2 separate regions of the Homo sapiens genome follow, and region 1 is linked to region 2. The links are chromatin loops, found by intact Hi-C in ENCODE. Cell type or tissue: CD14-positive monocyte. All regions are shown on one strand.

The links. Hi-C counts contacts between places; a loop is a spot of excess contacts. Peaks named below come from ENCODE experiments on the same cell type or tissue, not always from the same donor. Only the 100,000 strongest peaks of a DNase experiment are listed, where the experiment ranks them.
Region 1: it touches region 2 in a loop (1.8-fold over the local background); 2 of 110 quality-filtered maps call a loop at or near these places.

What each region holds. Positions count from the first base shown.
Region 1 is chr12:124,468,445-124,470,944 of GRCh38, reverse strand. All of the region lies in intron 6 of NCOR2 (nuclear receptor corepressor 2), which reads left to right. Among named protein-coding and RNA genes, the nearest start is that of NCOR2, 98 kb to the left of the region's middle. In CD14-positive monocyte, CTCF peaks have their summits at 1,341 and 1,541 (motif pointing right); a DNase peak (open chromatin) is centred at 1,564; H3K27ac peaks cover 808 bases.
Region 2 is chr12:124,544,298-124,546,797 of GRCh38, reverse strand. All of the region lies in intron 1 of NCOR2 (nuclear receptor corepressor 2), which reads left to right. Among named protein-coding and RNA genes, the nearest start is that of NCOR2, 22 kb to the left of the region's middle. RefSeq lists an enhancer at 2,224-2,500. In CD14-positive monocyte, no CTCF peak of the experiment used is centred here; a DNase peak (open chromatin) is centred at 1,097; H3K4me3 peaks cover 1,135 bases; H3K27ac peaks cover 1,963 bases.

The DNA.
Region 1 (2,500 bases), 76 kb after region 2:
GAAGCTGCGGGTCACTGGCACACATTGGTGACTGCAGCTGGAAGCCAGGTGGCTCAAGGCAGCCCTCAATGGTTAGGTTTTTGTTTGTTTGTTTTTTCCCCTCTAAATTCCACTTTGGCATTTTTTAAAAGTGAAATTCTCAAGCATAATTATTTTAAAGTGCACAATTCAGTGGCATTTCGTACATTTGCAGTGTTGTGCAGCTGTCACCTCTCTCTGGTTCCCAGCCATTTCAACAACCCACAGGGAAGCCTCATAGGAGCTAAAGCAGCCACTCCCCGTTCCCCTACTCTCTGTCTCTATGGACTGACCTGTTCTAGACATTTCCTATATAGGGCATCACACAGTATGCGTCCTTTCTGGCTTCTTCCACATAGTGTCATGGTTTTGGAGTTTATCATGTTGTCTCTTGTCTCCATCCTTCATTCCTTTTTATGGCTGAAACATATTCCGTTGTATGGAGATGCCTCCTTTTGTTTATTTCATCATCTGTGGCCATTTGGGCTGTGGCTGTTGTGAATAGTGCTGCTGTTGAACATTTGTGTTGAAGTTTTTGTTGGGACACCTGTTTTCAGTTCTCATGGGTGTATACCTAGGAGCAGAATTGCTGGGTCGTGTCGTACAGTAACTCTAGGTTTAATTTGCTGATGACTTTCCAGGCTGTTTTCCACATCAGCTGCCCCATTTTACATTCTTACCAGCAATGCATGAAGATTCCTGGTTTCCTGGTTTTCCACATCCTCACCGACCGCCCCCCAGCTTTTTTTTTTTTTTTTTCTGAGATGGATTCTCACTCTGTTGCCCAGGCTGGAGTGCAGTGGTGCCATCTTGGCTCACTGGAGCCTCTACCTCCTGGGCTCAAGCGATCCTTCTACCTCAGCCTTCTGAGTAGCTGGGAGTACAGGTGTGCATCACCACACCGAGCTAATTTTTGTGTTTTTTGTAGAGATGGGGTTTCACCATGTTGCCCAAGCTGGTCTCAAACTGCTGGTCTTGAGTGATCTGCCCACCTTGGCCTCTCAAAGTGCTGGGATTTCAGGTGTGAGCCACTGTCCCTAGCCACACCAACCCTTTTTTATCTTCCTTTAAAAAATGTTTTTGATTCCAGCCATCCTAGTGGTTGTACAGCGGTATCTCATTGTGGTTTTGATTTGCATTAGAGAGCCCTTTATAGCGTGTCACTGCTGTGCAGCAGTTTTTTCAGCATTATCTCCTTGATCTTCCAAACAACCTTATGAGGTAGGCATATACCCACAGGTTCTGCTGAAGTAGACACTGAGGTCAGGGAGGTGAAGGGCCCTGGCTGAGGCTGCAGAGCTGGTGAGCGGGGGGCTCAGGCTTGAATCCAGGCCCAGCAGAGCTAGTCACCCTCTTAGCTGGGTCTCTGTAGGTGTCCCAGGTAGTATTTTCTCTAGTACCTGAGGAAGGGCCACCTTCCCTGGCTGGAGGGAGCCTCCCTCCTGCCCACCCTTTCGGGGCTGTGGGCTTCTTCCCCTTCTTGGCTTTGTTTGTTCCGTGCTTTGGGGGAGCATTTTGATGCCCTTCTTGAAGCGACCACCAGGGGTCGCTGTGGGACTGAGGCAGTTCTGCTCAAACCGCCAGCGATGGAGTCTGTAAAAGCCAGCATCCTGGATTTTCTGGCTTTTCCTGTGTTCACTTCTTCTTGGGCACCTTTCTGGGTTCATACTGATCTGCTCTGTGGTAATGTGCAGGCTGTGCGAGCGTCATAAGTGGAGCAGAACCATGTTCTGATCTCACTTGTGATGCCCTGTCACATTGCAGAATGGGGCATTGGCCTTCCATCTGACCTTGGGCCAGTGCCCTAAACCCTCTGGTCTTCAGCCTCCCTCTTGCTATGAAGCAGACGGCAGCATGATGGGATGCTCTTTCCAACTGTGTTAGGAGGAGGGGGTTCATACATGGACAGATGAGGATGAGGATGATGGGGGTGATGAGGATGAGGGTGATGGGGGTGATGAGGATGAGGGTGATGGGGGTGATGAGGATGATGGGGGTGATGAGGATGAGGATGATGGGGTGATGAGGATGAGGATGATGGGGGTGATGAGTATGAGGATGATGGGGTGATGAGGATGAGGATGATGGGGTGATGAGGATGAGGATGATGGGGGTGATGAGGATGAGGATGATGAGGGTGATGAGGATGATGAGGGTGATGGGCGTGATGAGGATGAGGGTGATGAGGATGATGGGGGTGATGAGGATGAGGATGAGGGGGTGATGAGGATGAGGGGGGTGATGAGGATGAGGGGGGTGATAAGGATGAGGGTGATGAGGATGAGGGTGAAGAGGGTGATGAGGATGAGGGTGAAGAGGGTGATGAGGATGAGGGTGATGGGGGTGATGAGGATGAGGATGATGGGGGTGATGAGGATGAGGGTGATGGGGTGATGAGGATGAGGATGATGGGGGTGATGAGGATGAGGGTGATGGGGTGATGAGGATGAGGATGATGGGGGTGATGAGGATGAGGATGATG
Region 2 (2,500 bases):
GTCATGTCCTGGGCTGGACAGGACGCGACGGTGCAAGATCTCATCATGCTACTTAGAACAGCGTGCAATTTAAAACTTAGGAATTGGCTGGGCGCGGTGGCTCATGCCTGTAACCCCAGCACTTTGAAAGGCCAAGGTGGGTGGATCTCGAGGCCAGGAGTTTGAGACCAGCCTGGCCAACATGGTGAAACCCTGACTATACTAAAAATACAAAAATTAGCTGAGCGTGATGGCAGACGCCTGTAATCCCAGATACTCAGGAGGCTGAGGCAGGATAATCACTTGAACCCAGGAGGTGGAGGCGGAGGCTGCAGTGAGCTGAGGTCACACCACTGCACTCCAGCCTGTATAACAGAGTGAGAAAAACAAAACAAAACAAAAACCCAAAACCCAAAAACTTACGAATTGTTTATTTGTGGAATTTTCCGTTTGTTTTCAGACCACCATACTGAAACTGTGGAAAGCTGCCGTGGCTAAGCAGGAACTGCTGTACATATTTATTAAGCCCTTACTGTATGCTGGGCATTCACTCTTACTGTAGGCAGGCATTCGCTCACTGAGCCTCTGAGTCAGCCCTGTGAGCTGAGTTTCTATTTTACGGCGAGGAAACAGGCAGGCTCGGAAGGGTTAAGCCACGTGCCCAGGGTCACAGAGCTAGAAAGCAGTGCAGCTAGGTTTTGAACCCGGGTCTCAGACCCTATCCTGAGATCACGAGACCTGTGCTCTGTGGCCTTGCTGCAGGCTGAGCCCTGCAGGGAGCAGAAACAGCCTGTGCCTGGGATGGGTCTCTCCTGCCTGTCTATGCTTCACCTATGCATACCCCTGAACTGCTGCCCCAGGTAATGTGTGGCTTTGCATGTGTCCTGGGTGACACGGAGACTCTGAGGTGGGGCCAGTTCACAGCTCTGCCTGTGTGCATGGAACTTTGCTCATCTGCCGGGCCCAGAGAGGGTCCCCAGGCTGAAAGGCTGTTCCACGCCACTCGTCCCCCACCCCCACCCTCACCCTGACCACAGAAGCAAGAACTTCCCAGCACGGGGCGGCGCAGGGAAGCAGCGTGGCTCACTCTGTGGAGTATGTGGGGCCACTGGGCTGTTTCAGTTTCTGCTGCGTTTCTTGCTCTGACTCAGGGCCCTGACCCCAGCCGGGCCACTTGGGCTTCTGAACGCCTGCTGGGCTGAGCTGAGCTCACCGGTACATGAGAAAGATCCCGGGCTGAGCTGCCCTTGCCTGGCGTCTTTGGGCCTTGGTTTTCCCATCTGTGTGGTGGGGGCTTCGAGGGTCCCCGTGTGTCGGTGGGTTGGTGTGGAGGGATTGGGTGTGGACACCAGGGGCTGAAAGCTGATGGGGACCCATGGGGAAACCTGTGCCTCGGACCCCTCCAGACCAGAGGCTCCTGCAGAGCCCTGCCCATGGAAGATCTGGGTCAGGGGCTGCCTTGTCTCTGGGTGCTTCTGTTGTCACTGGCCTCTGGCCCCAGCCTGGTGGTCACCAAAGCCTATGTTTCCCCTGGGCCTGCTGCGGAGGTGGGAGGCAGGGAAGGTGGGCTCTTATCCAGTCCTCTCATCGTGGCCCTCCGAGACTCTGCTCCCTCCCCCTGGGCCCCGCTTCTGGGTGTTCGAGGTGCTGGGGACATTGGTGTCTCAGTAGGGTTGCAGGCTGGCAAGGGGCCCTGGGGAGGTGGCCTGGTGAACCCCGATGGTGAGCTTCAACTGAGCACTGCTGGGTGCCAGGTTGTAAATTTCTCTTCAGAGTAGCCCCTGGCATCATCCCCGTTTTACAGATGGGCACACTGAGGTTCCGAGAAGCAAGGCACCTTCCTCAGGCTTTAAAAAATGACAGCACTAGGGCTGGAGCGGGAGCCAGCCTGATTTTAGCCACCTAATATAATTGCCTCCGTTTCACCGAGAGGAAACTGCCTCTGCGAAGTTGAGCAGCACACACAGGGGTCGCAGTCTCCTGCCAAGATGAGATGGCTCAGGGATTTGATCTGGGTCTCAGGCCCATTTGGGGCCCACCGGGGACTCTGTATGTCAGCCCCACTTGTGCCTGGCTGTCCCCTCCTGTGTGTGGGCACCGGCTGAATGGTGGAAGCAGGTCCCTCCTGGGAGCAGGTCACGGGTGCTGGGGCTGCATCCCTGACCTACCCTGGGCCCGGGCGGGTGTGGAGGCAGAGGAGGATGTCCTGGGGGTTTGAGTGGGGGCGGAGCCTGCTTGTGAGGTGGAAGGTGGGGCAACTGAATCAGTGTGGGCCACCCTCCCACCCTGAATATCCCCAGGCCCTCGTGACAAATCTCTTTCACCATCTCTTGACCCAGCAATTAATTGCTTCTGGCGGATGGTGCCCCCGCCCTCCAGGGAGCTTCTAAAGGCCAGACCCTGCTCCTGGGCGGGCAGCCCGGGGCAGAGGCTGGGGAGAGTCTGCAGTGGTTTTTCTGTTCAGCTGCAGATTCAGGGGTCCCCAGGCCAGGCAGCCTCTCTGGGAGAAGCCAGCAGCTGA